Regions from separate parts of the Homo sapiens genome. Here region 1 is linked to region 2. A link is an interaction called in ENCODE POLR2A ChIA-PET data of the cell type or tissue named here. Cell type or tissue: HepG2. All regions are shown on one strand. Links, peaks and the distances in the headings refer to the core of each region. The heading gives the core; the rest is flanking DNA. Region 1 overlaps NFAM1 (NFAT activating protein with ITAM motif 1). Region 2 overlaps TCF20 (transcription factor 20).

What was found. Peaks named below come from ENCODE experiments on the same cell type or tissue, not always from the same donor. Only the 100,000 strongest peaks of a DNase experiment are listed, where the experiment ranks them.
Region 1: POLR2A ChIA-PET joins it to region 2 with 5 read pairs; 4 of 35 experiments call an interaction of 5 or more read pairs at or near these places.

What each region holds. Positions count from the first base shown.
Region 1 is chr22:42,406,505-42,414,830 of GRCh38, reverse strand. NFAM1 (NFAT activating protein with ITAM motif 1) reads left to right here. Exons shown (of 6, transcript NM_145912.8): 2 at 3,095-3,424; 3 at 5,284-5,396. Among named protein-coding and RNA genes, the nearest start is that of NFAM1, 22 kb to the left of the region's middle. In HepG2, for the core only: no CTCF peak of the experiment used is centred there; a DNase peak (open chromatin) is centred at 3,440; H3K27me3 peaks cover 2,531 bases.
Region 2 is chr22:42,158,450-42,166,775 of GRCh38, reverse strand. It overlaps TCF20 (transcription factor 20), which reads left to right. Exons shown (of 6, transcript NM_001378418.1): 6 at 5,418-6,763. Among named protein-coding and RNA genes, the nearest start is that of CYP2D6, 32 kb to the right of the region's middle. In HepG2, for the core only: no CTCF peak of the experiment used is centred there; no DNase peak of the experiment used is centred there.

The sequences.
Region 1 (8,326 bases), core at 41-8,040, 250 kb before region 2:
CCAGGACAAGCAGGAAGGTTTCATGGTGCTGACAGTGTATCTGCCCTCCCCCTGGAGTGGCCTCTTAGATACACTGTGAGGAGGAGCAGGAGGCCCCGGGTGAGGATATGGAGGTCACAGGTCGAGGGGGCCACAGGGTAGGTACACAGAGGGGGCAGTGGCCTGTGAGTGCTGTGCAGGGCTGCTGGGCAGGGTCGGTGGTGATGTCATTTGTGGTTCACTCTACCCCTCTTGTCTCTAAAAAAAAATTTTTTTAATTTAAAAAAAAAAAAATTTGATGCCCAGGCTGGCCTTGAACTCCTGGCTTCAAGAGGTCCTTCTGCTTTGGCTCCTGAGTAGCTGGGATTACAGACACGCGCCACCATCCCAGCCCACCTGGGTCCCTGGGGGACAATATAACAGCCCCCATCTCTATATGCCTACCCTGCCCCTGTCCCATCTCGGATAAGTCCGTGCCCTGAAGCAAGGCTCTTAGTTTTATGACAAAATGAATGTAATGTTATCATTAAACAGCAGCAATCCTGCAGTAGAGTCCGGAGATACAAAGTCCAGGGTAAAATCCCCCCTGCTCCGTCCACCAGAGGGGAGCCCTGGAGGGGGCCCGGGTGCCAGCTCCCTGGAATGACATTTCACAAGCGAGTGTCGTTATGTCAATTACAAGTCGAACCCACTGTGACTGCCGACATGTGAGTCGATTCCCTGGAACTGTGAGTGCCTTTAGTTCTTTGAGGGAGGGTGTGTCTCTCTTTTTCTTTCTTTCTTCTTTTTGTTTTTTTTGAGACGAAGTCTTGCTCTGTCATTCAGGCTGGAGTGCAGTGGCGCGATCTTGGCTCACTGCAACCTCCACCTCCCAGATTCAAGCGATTTTCCTGCCTCAGCCTCCTGAGTAGCTGGGATTACAGGTGCCCACCACCACACCTGGCTAATATTTTTATTTTTAGTAGAGACGGGGTTTTGCCATGTTGGCCAAACTGATCTTGAACTCCTGACCTCAAGAGATCTGCCCACCTTGGCTTCCCAAAGTGCTGGGATTACGGGCATGAGCCAACAGCCCTGGCCAAATTTTTGTTGTTGTTGTTATTATTGTTGTTATATAGATGAGGGCTTTCTGTGTTGTCCAGGCTGGTCTCAAATGCCTGGCCTTGCCTTCTTATGTGACAGGACAACAGGCCTGAGCCACCGCGGCTCCTGATTTTTTTTTCTTTTTTTGTATTTTTAGTAGAGGCGGGGTTTCACCATGTTAGCCAGGCTGGTCTCGAACTCCAGGCCTCAAGCAATCCACCCGCCTCGGCCTCCCAAAGTGCTAGGATTACAGGCATGAGCCACCCTGCCCAGCCTGGGGGTGTCTCTTTAGTGGCTCAACAGGAAGCTCAAAATATCAGCATTGCCAGAATTTTGAGGGATTAACTGACGCACAGGGCCAACTCCATCTCTGTTCCCGCATCTTCCAGAAGGCTGGCCTCCCTTTGGGACCCCCTTCCCAGAGCTCTGGCTCAGAGCTGAACTGAAGAGACCTGGGAAGAGATGAGCCTGGCCTCCCTCCAGCCCCACACCACAGGCAGGGCCCACACCTCTCTTTCCCCAATAAAATAAATCTTGCGGCTCCTCTGAGCATCTCAAAGACACGATCTTCTCCCGATTAACAATCCGGCCTGCATGTTCTTGGCTGCTGGCTGCCGACCTCAATTTAGAACTGTCTGCTGCTCAGCTGCTGGAGAAGGAGGGGCCTGGAGAACCCAGGAGCGCTAAAGCCGAGGGGCCTGTGCAGCTGAAGTCTGGGGCAGGGGGCGGCTGCTGCCCCCAGCCCAGGATCCAAACAGCATCTCAGAGGCCTGCAGCAGGGGTTAGAGCCCCCCAGGCAGGGCTGCTGCTTTGGGAATTTTCAAACTGTTTTCTGAGGTGCCTCTGATGAGTGGGGGGAGGGGTGGCTCCTACAAAACTGGCTTTGTCATGGTCATTGACATCATGATCACAGCCGAAATGGCCCCACGTGGAGCACCTCTGCGTTGTTGGAAAAACTGCTCTCAGGATGTTGCCTGTTATACTGTAAAAAACCTGACAAATCCTCTCCGAGCCCAGAGTCCGGGAGAGGTTTGTGTCTCCCGCTGCCTGAATGCCTCCTTACTTTGGCACGGGGAGAACTGTGGGCAGACCTGCCTCCCTCTCTGTCTACCGCCAGGAAACGCTTGGGTTTCTTTATTTTGTTTTCCTGCCTCCTTCTTTATTTCTCATCCATCACCAGCTTTCTCTCTTCTCAGGCCTGTGCTTTGATCCCAGGTGGCCTCTTGGCCTTTGGGAAGAAGAGGGGTTGGGAGCGCAGGCTCTGGTGTTCCCCAGCCCTGGATGGGGTTGTAGCTCCACTCTCTACCTGCTGAGGAATCTGGAGCTAAGTGCTTCAACTCCCTGACCCTCAGACTCTTCTTCTTCATAAAACAGGGGCTCTCACTTTGCCTTGGGGTATATTAGGAGAGGTAGAGTGGTGTGCGTAATATGCTTGGCACAACTCCGGCACACAGCAAGTGCAGGAGAGGTAGGGGCTGCACCTGCAGAGGTAAGCTCACACGATGCACGAGACTTGTCTTTCTTTTTTTTTTTTCTGAGACGGACTCTTGCTCTTGTCGCCCAGGCTAGAGTGCAGTGGCATGATCTCTGCTCACTGCAACCTCAGCCTCCCAGGTTCAAGCGATTCTCCTGCGTCAGTCTCCCGAGTAGCTGGGATTACAGGCATACACTACCACACCTGGCTAATCTTTGTATTTTTAATAGAGACAGGTTTTGCCATGTTGGCCAGGCTGGTCTCAAACTCCTGACCTCAGGTGATCGGCCCACCTTAGCCTCCCAAAGTGCTGGGGTTATGGGCATAAAAAAGTTAGCCTGGCTAATTTTTGTATTTTTAGTAGAGACGGGGTTTCACCATGTTGGCCAGGCTAGTCTTGAACTCCTGACCTCCAGTGATCCGCCTGCCTCGGCCTCCCAAAGTGTTGGAATTACAGGTGTGAGCCACCGCACCCGGTCGTGAGCCTTAACAGGCAAGTGGGTGGGACTGAGGCAGCCTCAAGTGACCTGTTGCTCTCTCCCTTTGCTTCCCCTCCAGGAGGACAGTCAGTGACCCACACCGGCCTGCCCATCATGGCCTCCCTGGCCAACACAGCTATCTCCTTCAGCTGCAGGATCACCTATCCATACACTCCCCAATTCAAGGTTTTCACAGTCAGCTACTTTCATGAAGATCTCCAGGGACAGAGGAGCCCTAAGAAGCCAACAAACTGCCACCCTGGACTGGGCACAGAGAACCAGAGCCACACCCTGGACTGCCAGGTCACCCTTGTGCTGCCGGGAGCATCGGCCACTGGCACCTACTACTGCTCTGTCCACTGGCCACACTCCACGGTGAGAGGCAGCGGCACCTTCATCCTGGTCAGAGGTAAGGCTTCCTCTGTGGCTCTTCCAGGGCAAAGGACACAGAGGTTTCAAATGGCAGTTTGGGACTTTGGATCGGAAATAGAGAATGGGGCCAGGCGCAGTGGCTCACACATCCCAGCACTTTGGGAGGCTGAGGCGGGTGGATCACCTGAGGTCAGGGATTCGAGACCAGCCTGGCCAACATGGTGAAACCCCGTCTCTACTAAAAACACAAAAATTAGCTGGGCATGGTGGCAGGTGCCTGTAATCCCAGCTACTCAGGAGGCTGAGGCATAAGAATTTCTTGAACCCAGGATGGGAAGTTGCAGTGAGCCTAGATCGCACCATTGCACTCCAGCCTGGGTGACAAGAGCAAAACTCCATCTCAAAAAAAAAAAAAAAAAAAAAAGAAAAGAAAAGAAATAGAGAATGGTTTGCCTTGTCTACCAGCATTGGCAAAGCAGGCAGACCCACTTCAGGGAGCCCCGGCCTACGGCTGTGCCAGGGCTCCATCTGGGTGTGGAAAGGGCAGGGCCGGGCATGCAGATCTGCTCCTGAACGCCGCTGGCAGGTGACCTAAAAGAGCTCCCTTGGGCCCTTGGTCTCAGTGTGCCATGGGCATCATGGTGGGGGAACTTCTGCAGAACTAGGTATGTGCATGTATGTATTTGTGGGGGCCTCGTGTATGTGAGCACTTGGCTCATGTATAATACACCTTTCCAGAGACAGATCTTTAGTTTTCATCATGCTCTCTCTTTTTTTTTTTTTTTGAGACAGAGTCTCGCTCTGTCACCCAGGCTGAAGTGCACTGGCCCAATCTTGGCTCACTGCAATCTCTGCCTCCTGGGTTCAAGCGATTCTCATGCCTCAGCCTCCCAAGTACCTGGGATTACAGATGTCCACCACCACACCTGGCTACTTTTTGTATTTTTAATAGAGACAAGATTTCGCCATGTTGGCCAGGCTGGTCTCGAATCCTGACCTCAAGTGATCCGCCCACCTCAGCCTCCAAGAGTGTTGGGATTACAGGCATGAGCCAGCACACCCAGCCAGTTTTCATCACATTCTCAAAGGAGTGATGATCCCAAAAGTTATGAGTGAGCCCATCACCAAAGCCCTGATTCTCTGACCTACCTCTGCGATCCCCTGGAAGGAGCTGGGGGCTTCGGAATCCCATAGACCTGGGTTTGAACCTCTGTCCTGCTGCTTGCCCGATGTGATCTTGGGCCTGGTCTTCATGGCGATCCTCTGCCTTCCAAGGACTTGGATGAGGTTGAAGGAGATGGTGCCCATATGGGCTGGTGGCTGACAATAGGCAGTGCTGGGGAAATCATGCTCATGTGCCTGGCATGTGGTTGGCACTCCGTGTGTTTTTGCCAGTCGGATGGATGGATGGGGTGAGGGGAAGGAGGACTGGATGCCAGCAGGAGGGACTGGGGATGGCATGGGGTAGGAGGGCTGGGCCTCACCTAGCCTGGGTGCAGCCCCCTGTCAGTCCCAGGATAAATCCGCCTCCTTCAGCCCTAGCCACATCCACCCGTATTATCACCACCTCACACAGGGAAAAGAAGAGGCCCCGAGAGGGGAGACATCTCGCTCAGGGCCCTACAAGCAGCCCACAGGGGAGCCAGGTCACGGGGGCAGGGGCACCGGAAGAGCAAATGGCCCCTGTCCTTACAGAGAAGCAAGGCAGTGAGCATGAAAAGGAGTGAGGGGACAATGAAGGCCCGAACCCTGGCTCCCAGGGGGCCTAGTGGGGTGTGGAGCGTGTTGGCGGGGTAGCATTGAAAACAGGGTCCTGAGTGAGGGAGAACATCAGGTGTGTGTGCCCCGCTTTCTCCTGGGTCACTGACCCCTCTGCTCCCCTGCGCTTCCTCCTAGACGCAGGGTACCGAGAGCCCCCGCAGAGTCCACAGAAGCTCCTGCTCTTTGGCTTCACCGGCCTCCTGAGTGTCCTGAGTGTAGTGGGCACGGCCCTGCTGCTCTGGAACAAGGTACGGGATCAGTGCTCACAGCCATGCAGCCCCTCCACCCGACACGCCACCGGCTGCCCGCCTGCCCTCTGCAGGGCGTTTGGTGGGCCCTGGTGAGGGCACATCCACATCTGTAACAGGTGGCCCTCGTGGCCCCTTGCACCAGGGCTGGGGGCATCCCTCCTGTGCCACTCCCTGTGCTGCCATGGGGTGCCTTTTGATCTTGTTGCAAGAAACCAGGGCTCTGCAGGCTTTCCCAGGTCCCATGTCCCTCTGAGAACCTGGGAGAGGCTGCAGGCCCTCCTGCCTACCATTTCTAGCTCCCCAGATTAGGGAATCCCTGCTCAGGTTTTCTTGATCCCAGCAGGCTGGAAGGGATGAAGGGGCTACCAGCCACTCACACAGGTGCTCTCCCACACACCCTCCCACTCGCCCTCTCGCACGCCCTCCAGCAACCCTCCCACACACCCTCCCACACACCCTCCCAAACACCCTCCAGCATAGCTCCATGACGAGGTTTTTTCCCATTTCACAGCTCTGGAAGGTCAGGCTCAGAGACGTTGTGATTTGCCCAGGGTCGCATAGTAAGTGTACTGCAGTCAGGGCTAGAGTGCAGGATGGGGTGGCTTGGTCCATTTCCTCACCTGGACGGCTCCTGCTCACACTGTGGGTGGCACCTGCCTGGGGAGGGAACCTCTCTGCTGGGGCTCCCCTCATGCTCATCATCACCCAGCCCTATGGATTCCTGTTCGATGCTGGCCCACCCTCCCTGCCTGGCAGCAAGTGCCAGGAGGCCAGAGGCCGAGGCAGTCTTGTTCAGGGGCTCCTTGCCCAGCACATGGTGGTGCTCAGACAGCATGCTGAGTGAAAGGATGCAGTGCCCAGCGGGTACCAGGTTCTCCCAGGCTCAGGGGTGCAAAGCTGATGGGTCAGGGCTCGTCAGAGGCTGCTGTTAGCAGCTCAGGCTACTGCTCCACCCTCCGGGGACCTTCGGGGCCAAGCCTGGGGGCAGCTGAGTCAGCAACAGCCCTGGGTGTGAGGCGTGAACACTGGCACCATCATTGGGGTCTCCCTGGGTCAAAAAAGGCTCAGCCCCTGCATCTGAAGGCCAAGACCCTACCCACACCCAGAGAAGAGCTCTCTTCCACGGGAATTTATGTGTTCATTCATTCAACAAACACTGAAAACCTACATTCCAGGCCCTGTTCTAGGCACCAGGGATACAGCAATGACCAAACTGAAATCAAGAAATCTCTATCTGAGGCTGAGCACGGTGGCTCATGCCTGTAATACCAGCACTTTGGGAGGCCGAGGTGGGTGGATCACTTGAGGTCAGGAGTTCGAGACCAGCCTGGCCAACATGGCAAAATCCCATCTCTACTAAAAATACAAAAATTAGCTGGGTGCATTGGCAGGTGCCTGTAATCCCAGAGGCTGAGGCAGGAGAATTGCTTGAACCTGCGAGGCGGAGGTTGTAGTGAGATTACACTACTGCACTTCAGCCTGGGTGACAAAGCAAGACTAAGTCTCAAAAAAAAAAAAAAAAAAAAAAGAGAAATCTGTCTGCCAGGTATGGTGGCTCACACCTGTAATTCCAGCACTTTAGAAGACTGAGGCAGGAGGATTTCCTGAGCTTAGGAGTTCAATATCAGCGTGGGTAACAGAGAGAGACCCCATCTCTACAAAACATTTTAAAAAATTAGCCAGTCATGGTAGCATGCACCTGTGGTCCTGGGCTACTTGGAAGGCTGAGGTGGAAGGATCGCTTGAGCCCAGGAGGTCAAAGCTGCAGTGAGCTGTGATCACACCACTGCACTCCAGCCTGAGCGACAGAGGGAGACCATCTCAAAAAAGAAAGAAAGTTTGAGACCAGCCTGACCCCCGTGGTGAAACCCCATCTCTACTAAAAATACAAAAACATTAGCCAGGTGTGGTGGTAGGCGCCTGTAATCCCAGCTACTTGGGAGGCTGAAGTGGGAGAATTGCTTGAACCCGGGAGGTGGAGGTTGCAGTGAGCTGAGATCACACCAGTGCACTCCAGCCTGGGCGACAGTCTCAAGAAAAATAAATAAAAGGCTGGGTGCGGTGGCTTATGCTTGTAATCCTGGCACTTTGGGAGGCCGAGACAGGCGGATCACTTGAGGCCAGGAGTTCAAGACTAGCTTGGCCAACATAGCAAAACCCCATCTCTACTAAAAATACAAAAACTAGCTGGGTATTGTGGCACATGCTTGTCATCCCAGCTACTCAGGAGGCTGAGGCAGGAGAATAGCTTGAACCCAGGAGGCAGAGATTTTAGTGAGTTGAGATGGCGCCACTGCACTCCAGCCCCTGGGCAACACAGCGAGACTCCATCTAAAAAAAAAAAAAAAAAGAGGAAGGTCCGGGTGCGGTGGCTCATGCCTGTAATCCCAGCACTTTGGGAGGCCGAGGCAGGCAGATCACAAGGTCAGGAGACCGAGACCATCCTGGCTAACACAGTGAAACCCTGTCTCTACTAAAGATACAAAAAATTAGCCGGGTGTGGTGGTCACACGCCTGTAGTCCCAGTTACTTAGAAGCCTGAGGCAAGAGAATCACCTAAACCTGGGAGGTGGAGGTTGCAGTGAGCCGAGATGGCACCACTGCACTCCAGCCTGGGCGACAGAGTGAGACTCTGTCTCAAAAAAAAAGGAAAAAGAAAAGAAAGGAAATCTGTTTTCATTAAATTGGCATTCCTGTTGAGGCGAGACCGACGATGCACCACCCAGTGAGTAGGTCGTATATATCAGATGGGATAATTATTGGGGGAAACTCAGCAATGTGAAGGGAGGTCGGCATGGGAATGGAGAAGCACCTGGAATGAGGGAGGCAGGTGCACATCAGGGCTGGGCGTGCCAGTGGGAGAATAGTGGATGCAGGTGCTCTGAGGCAGAAGCGGGCATGGGGTGTCCCAGGAGCTGCATGGGGGC
Region 2 (8,326 bases), core at 166-8,165:
TTTGTTTTTGTCCTGGAATTGCATCTGTGTTTGAGAAAAAGAAAGTTCAGGCCCTGGGCCTGGTGGACAAATCTCCTGGGGATTTTGTTCATCTGTTCCTCTCTAGTCATTCTTGGGCCTTCCTTCCTAGCTGTCAGGGCCCTTGACTCTTTTTTTTTTTTTTTTTGGAGACGGATTCTCACTTTGTCGCCCAGGCTGGAGTACAGGGGCACGATCTCGGCTCACTGCAACCTCCATCTCTGGGGTTCAGGCGATTCTCCCGCCTCAGCCCTCCCGAGTAGCTGGGACTACAGGTGTGCACCACCACGCCCAGCTAATTTTTGTATTTTTTGTAGAGATGGGGTTTCACCATGTTGCCCAGGCTGGCCTTGAACTCCTGACATCAAGTGATCTTCCCGCCTTGACCTCTCAAAGTGCCGGGATTACAGGCGTGAGCCACGGCGCCCGGCCAACTCTTGAACAGAACAATGAGCTTCATCCTTCTGGGTTGAAGCACAGTGATGAAGTGGCCTCACCCATTGAAGAGAGTCGTCTCAGGTCCATTGAGGTTGAACCATTCCATTCAGCTCTTGGAGGGAGAGGATGGACTCACTGCATCCAGTCCTGTCCATCTGAAATGTTTTTTATGTGCTGTTCCCACAAGGCATATAGCTTTTCCTGGTTTCCCAGTTCAGCAGTGACATTGAGGGTGGTCACCGTCCTTCATTTGTGGTAGAAGCCCTGGTGACTGGGGATAGAATCACACCTCTGACTAAAGGAGGACTCATCTTGGGCCCCATGCTGGGGACAGAGAGCCACCATTATTGGGTGCCCTGACAAGGCAGGGAACAGACAGCGAATGTGCGTGTGTGTCTGCCTCCTAGTGCGCCATGTTCTGACAGAGTGATATGATAGGTGCTGTGTGACTAAGATCAGACTACTCCATGTCTCTGTACTTCGGTTTCTTCTGTAAAAACAGGAATAGCAGTGCCAACCTTTTGAGATTCCATTGGGAAATGTCTCTAAGTGCCAGCACAGCACACTGGCTCTCAGCCCGTTGATCTGCCATGCCTAGCTGTGGGTTTCTCTTGGGAGTTGGAGGGGTCAAGGCAGCAGATTGGACCCTGCAGCTGTCTCTTATAGCAAAAAATACCCAAGGCTTGGGGTTAAAAGATGCCGCCCCTGCCTCCCAGCCTGTGAGGTATCTGGTACCTGACCCTCGCCAGGAGTGCGGAGGGGAAAAGTCCTTCTGCAGGCCCGTGGTTGCCCACTGTCTCTTTGTGCCAAGGGGGTTGCCTTGCTGGCTTGTGTCATTGGTTGGCAGGGCTTTTGACAGTGGAGTCCCTATACCCAGCTCTTCCTCCTGTCGTGAATTAAACAAGGAGGCCCCAGCTTGCCCTAACAGGCCCTGTGGTCCAGCACATGGGAAGCATAACCTTGATCAGGGCTAATGCTGCATCCTGGATGCTATGTACCCTGCACAGAACAGCCATGGATGGACGCTGAGCAAGGCAGGGAACGGGGCGTGGCCCCCCTGCCCCTGGAGCTGGACATCACACAGTCCATTTGTGTGTATGCATGAATGTCACATTCTAGAGTTCCCCTTTCCCCAAACTGGTCCAGAGGCAGTCCAGGGTTACACCTCCAGAGGAGAGCCTGAGTCTGTCCACTTTCCTTCCCCACCAGCCCCAGCCCAGGCATTGTGGCTGCTATAGTGCCCGCCTCCCTGCCACTGCTCAGCAGCCAAGTGCAATCTTCATTAGGCCTCCCTCCAGTCCTGTCCCTTCTCTACGTCAGAGATTCTTGTCATCTTCCACACAAAGCCCAGACATCTCACCTTGCCTTCCAGAGCCCTATGGAAGTCTCAGGTGACTCTCCAGGCCCCTGGCTGCCTCCAGCTCCTCAGGGACCAGGCTTCCTTCCTCTGGGCTTCTGCACACACAGTTCCTTGTGCTGGAAACACTTTGGCTCCCCATCTTCATGTTGAAAACAGGCTCCCATCTCCTGGGTCTCAGCTTAAATCCTACTTCCTCAGAGAAGCCTTTCCCTTTCTAAATCCTTGTCTCCATTGCCCCCCTCCTCGCTTGCAGCCATCCTAGCATCACCACAATTTCAGATCATTTACTTGTTTACTACCTGTCTCTCCACTAGACTGTAAGCTCCATTAGGGCAGGGACCACGTCTGTCTTTGCACCATCAAAGCCTAGCCCAGAGCGGGGCATGTAACTATGCTAGTGCCAAGTGAGTCTGTGTTAAAGAAATGAGTGCATCCCAGGCCGGGCACAGTGGCTAACGCCTATAATCCCAGCACTTTGGGAGGCGGGCAGATCACGAGGTCAGGAGATCGAGACCATCCTGGCTAACAATACAAAAATACAAAAAATTAAAACACTAAAATACTAAAAATACAAAAAATTAGCCGGGCGTGGTGGTGGGCGCCTGTAGTCCCAGCTACTCGGGAGACTGAGGCAGGAGAATGGCATGAACCCGGGACGTGGAGCTTGCAGTGAGCTGAGATCGTGCCACTGCACTCCAGCCTGGACGACAGAGTGAGACTCCATCTCAAAAAAAAAAAAAAAAAAAAGAAAGAAATGAGTGCATCCCAGGGAAAAAAGGGCTCTTGGACCCTGACCATCGGTGCCCTTAATCAGTATAGATTCAGAATTAGGTTTCCCTTCATATCCTCCCTCTCTAGTCGGAATTAGTGTCTGTTTTAGAAATGAGGAAATGGGCTCTGGGCGAATCCTGGCCAGGGTGAGTGGTGTTGAGATGATGAGTTTTTGCTGCAGTTGGGAAAGGCAGGCTTGGAGTCTGATGTGGAAGGACGCGAGGATGGCGTCCCGGGTTCAGGCCACGGATGAGGCCAAAGGGGAGCAGAAAGGACAGTGTGAGCGAGAAGGGAAGGGAGGGAACAAGTGAGGGAGCCTGGGAAGGTGTTGGCCCAAGACGAAACCCTGGATGCTGGCAGCTGGGGAGCAAGGTGATGTTCTTTAAAAGAGAATTCACAGTCTTCAGCACAGGGGCGGCAGGTCGCTCCTGCTGCTCAGGCTGGCTGGCACCAGGGCTGCTCCCAGGCTCACTGTCGGGGACCCAGCCGTCTCTCAGCCACACCCCATGCCCTAGCATACGCAGCCCCTAGGGCCCAGTTGGGAAAGCCCCAGTCCCACCTCTGGCCACGTCGCTTTGGGCTACATGTGTCGCCTTCCTGAGCTTTAGCTCTCTTGAAGATGGGGGTCAGGCAGATCCACGTTACTGTGATATAATATCTGTAAAGCTTCTAGCCCAGGGCCTGGCACATAGTGCTTAGAGAATTTTCCTTCCTTCCTAATTTCCCTACTGAAGGAACAACTTTTTTAAAGTAACTCTTGAAAAGTTAGGGTCCCATTACATTCAGGATATCGTGTGTTTGGGCTGGTCTAGTCATCAGACCTGAGGAACACGAAGGCTATAGAGGGCAGAGCCCCAGGCTGCAGGTGCTGAGGAACTGCCGCTGCCTGGGCCACCACGCGCCCCAGGGAGGGGCCCACAAGTAGCAGCTCGCAGAGCCAACTGGCCAGGCAGACCCTGGCTGCTGACATGTGCTTCATTCTTCACTGGGGAGCTGGTGTGGGGTCCTGTTCTTCTGAGTAATGAGCAAGATTGGGGTGCAGGCCCAAGACTGCTGTGTATTGGTAAAGAGGGCAAACCCTGCCCTGTCCCCTCCTTGAGCAGAGCCTGGCAGGGTACGTGTGGGCATTGGCCTTGATTCACACGGGCATCCTGCAGCCCCAACAAGATGACACCCTTCTGTGTTCTTGGAGGTAGGTGCCCATTAGCTCAACTGCTGGCCTGCATTCCCAGGGCTTGCTTTTACTTGTCTGTGGTGATGTTGTGCCATGGCCTCTGTGTGTGTTCCTGCTTATTGGTGTTTTCTGCCAAGTAGTCAGGAACCTCCTTGGGCAAGAGCATGTGCATGTACGTGCTTGGGAACAGCTCAATCTTAGCTCCCGCAGGCCCCAGCCGCCTTAGCAGTTCTGCGTGTGTGAACTTTATGGAAGCAGAAAGGGCTGGTGACACTTGGGTTCTTGGGGTTTGTCAGGGGAGGGCACCAAATTGGTCTTGAGGAAGCAGTTAGGTGAGCCCCAGTGACAGTCTTAAGCACAGTGATTGGCAGATAGCAAGTGAAGGAGGGGCAAGGCTGCCACCACTTCTGGCTTCTGGTGAAATTTTACTGGACTGATTCCTAGGAAACTGCTGTTTGTCTTTGAGACCTTTCCACATCAGATGGCCCATGAAGCGTTCCACAGGGACCTTTGGTACAATCCATCTGTCCTACGTGGGCCATCAGAATCCCCTTCTGCACATGGGCTGGAAGAGGAGAGAAGCCCTCCAGCCTGGGGATGGGAGACCTAGGGGTCTCAGGTTCCTGAGAGGTCGAAAGGATTAACATAGTCCAGCTCTGTCTGAGCCTCAGAAAACCTGCCCTCCCTGTTAGAGGCCATGGGAAGAGTGTTCTTTTTAAGCATGAAGAACTGACTGTGGGCCAGGTGTAGTGGCTCACGCCTGTAATCCCAACACTTTGGGAGGCCGAGGTGGGCAGATCAGCTGGGGCCAGGAGTTCTAGACCAGCCTAACATGGCAAAACCACATCTCTCCTAAAAATACAAAAATTAGCCGGGTGTGGTGGCGTGCACCTGTGATCCCAGCTATTTGGGAGGCTGAGGCACAAGAATCACTTGAACCCAGGGGGCAGAGGCTGCAGTGAGCCAAGAGCACACCACTACACTCCAGTCTGGGCAATAGAGCAAGACTGTCTCAAAAAAAAAAAAAAAAAAAAAAAAAAAAGACTGTCATTAGCCAAGCATGGTGGCGTGTACCTGTAGTCCCAGCTACTTGGAAGGCTGAGGTGGGAGGATTGCTTGAGCCCAGGAGGTCAAGGCTGCAGGGAGCCAAGGCGACAGAGCGATGTCTTGTCTCAAAAACAAACAACTAGCTGTGTTGACTAGAGGCAGCTGTGAAACTGTCCTAAAAGGCTGGACTTCGAGAAGTTTCTTCCACAGATTGACCAGGTACTGTAGGTTTCAGTCACAACTGGGGTCCTGACACTGGCAAAACCCCACCAGCTGCCCCACAAGTGGGGCCTGCCCTGAGGTCAGGGAGTTCTCTGCTGTACTGGTTCCTTTATGCACTAGGAAGGCAGACATGCCCTGAGGAGCCCTCAGAGTCCAACCCCAGCACCCCCACTAGGTCATTGCTGCCTTTAATCACATTCCAGATCCAGAGCCACACAGTGGCCCTGGCATTGGTCTCGGGTGTGTCCCATATCAGCAGCACATCTGCAGAGGGGCGTGAGTGCAGGCTCCCTGCTGAAAGCTCCCAGGGGTACCACGGAACAGCGGCTGTTGGTGGTGGACCCTGTGGAGGCTCCTGGCCTTCACTGTGTGTCCCTTGTCTTCCAGGTGAGACTGTGGAGATGAGAAGGTGGTGGACACTCGTGATGGAATGGAAATCGTCCTACCGTGCAGCCACACCCTGCCCTGCCCCGCCCCGCCCCGCCCGCGTGCCTGCCCATGCCAGCACTTCCTTAAGTTCTCACATCACACTCAAACCAGTGACACCACAGGAAAGAAAGACCCAAGACGTTGGAATGGCTGTTTCCATGGACACAATCTCCATAGTGACAATGTGGGGGGAGGGGGGAGGGGTGGGATGATGGGGAAAGGGTGGGGGGAATTAAAAGGGAGGGATAAATATATATATATAAATCTATTTTTAGTCTGGAAAGACTTTGTTTAAATGAAAGGTGCGCTATCCCTTTTGATTCTGTTTTAAAATTATCTCGTTAAAGATCTCCAAATTTGTTCCGATGACAAGTGAAATTTAAATGTGAGATTGAACTGAACAAACCCTCATCTCATGAAGGACGGGGTGTGTGTGTGGCGTTGATCTTTAGCCTGTCTCACACCAGTTCAGAAAACACTAGACCCAGGATTGAAAAAGCAAACCACAGCAGAACCATCCTTTTGTCATTAATTTGTCTCAAAGTGGGAAGGTTTTGGGGGAGGGGGAAATACAGGGATGGTCCATGTTTTCAAGAGTAGGGGAATGATGTTTAAACACAAAAATAAATTTTTTTTCATTTCCAGAAACACTATTTATTTATGGTTTTTTTTTTTTAATTTTTTCTTTTTGGGGGTGAAATTGGCAGATGCCTGAGGTCATAGCTGTGTCCTGGGTCACTGTGGCTGGTGAGGACCTCAAGGACCCCATCAAGTGTACACAGCAGCAGCAAAATCAAGGGATGACCCTCCTCTGGGGCCCCCTGTCCTCAGCACATTCCAGGCAGCTGTGCCCTGACCCACAGGGACCCGTGGGGATGGGAGGAGGTCCAGGCCTGTGTTGCCAGAGCTGGCAGTGTGAGCTGTAGGCAGGGACGGGGAGGGACTGTCGCTGTGATCAGAGTGGGTTAAGCTGACCAGGAACACCCATTTAACCCCTTTTTCTTTTTGCTTTCATTTTTATAAAGGAAAAGAGGACCTGTCAGATAGGCAGCCCCATGCTACGTGATTCTTTATGTTGTGTTGTTTTGTTTTGTAAATTGTATAATTTTTAAATATCTGAGTTTTAAAAAAAGAAAAAAGTACAAAAAAATCTTGTTATGGCCTTAAGAAGGGGTTAGTGCATCTTTCAGGGGTCACTCTGCCATGGGGATAAAATAGCTGTTTCACAAACAGTTTTATTTAAAAAAACAAAAAACAAAAAAAATCAAAAAATCAAAAAAATAATAAACTTCATTTTAACCTTGTTTCCTCTTCTGTTTACTTTAAAGTGAATGCGTCTCTTCCTTCTCCCATTCTAACCCCCAAAGGGTAGCTCTGGTTCTCCAGAGGAGGCCATGATCAGAACCTGTCTGTCCCATTCCTGGCCTCTCGATGGCCACGCAGCCGGGAAGCAAACAAAATATAGGGTTCTTCTGCCACTCCTCTGGGCAGGTGGAGTGTGGCCAGTGTATGGGGACAGTCAGATTTACTCAAGTTGATATGAAGACATATTTCCAATCAACATTAAGGGTTATAAAAAAATAATGGAATGTTAATGGACTTTTTTAGAGAATGGAAATACTGGAAGGAATATTGTGAAGCAGAAATAAGCAATTATAAATGAGTTCTGTGTTCATCAATTTGGGGCAGCAGAAATGGCAGATTAATTGTATTTTAATGGCTACATCAAGCAGTCCATTTCTCATTTCACTCCGCCAGGATGGAGGTGTGGGTGGGTGCGCCGTGCCGGCCGTAGGACCAAGCTTAGGCAACTGAACAGGACCTGCACAGAAATGATGGCTTTTTTGAGCTAGTTGTTGTCTCATTCTGGTCTTGACTTGGCATTAATACAGTTAAAATGAAATGGATAGACTTCAGGTGTCAAGGGCTAAACCACAAAACTTGAAAAATATGTATCTTGAGGAAAATATTTTCCTGACAGCAAATGTTTGTCATTTTGTCTTTTATTCTTTTGTCCCCTTTTGATTTGCCTGAGTGGAGCACTTGTGATTGTTCTAGGTCTTTCCTTAAATTGGCTTCAGTAATGACCTTCACTGGGGAGTGGCAGTGATACACGCATGCCTCCTGACTCCAGTTTCTGGCTTCTGCAGTTCTCCTCAACTGCTCAAGTGCCTTTTAGTTCCTTTAGTGTTTGTCTTAATTGATTTTTTTAAAGTAGTTTTATGTTCACAGAAGGATTAAGCTGACGGTACAGACAGTTCCCATATAACCCCTTCCCCCCGTATGCATACCTTTCCCTCTATCAACATCCCAACCAGAGTTGGCATACTGTTTTCACCCAAAGTCCATAGTTTATACTAGGGGCCACTCCCGGTGGTGTACATTTTATGGCCTTTGACAAATGTATAAAGACCTGGATCTGGCAGGGCGTGGTGGCTCTCGCCTATAATCCCAGCATTTTGGGAGGCTCAGGTGGGTGTATCGCTTGAGTTCGAGAACAGCCTGGGCAACATGGCGAAACCCCATCTCTACATAAAAATACAAAAATTAGCCAGGCATGATGGTGCATGCCTGTAGTCTCAGCTACTTGGGAGGCTGAGATGGGAGGATCACTTGAGCCCAGGAGGTCGAGGCTACAGTGAGTCGTGATCGCGCCACCACACTTCAGCCTGGGTGACAGCAAAATCCTGTCTCAAAAAGACGAGGACGCACCATGATCCAGAGTAGTTTCACTGCTCCAGGGATCCTCCGTGTCCCACTGTTCATTCCTCCTTAGCCCCAGTCCCTCACCGCTGAGCCTTTTACTGTCTGCAAAGTTTTGCCTTTTCCAAAGTATCATATAGTTGAGATTAGATAGTAGGTAGCCT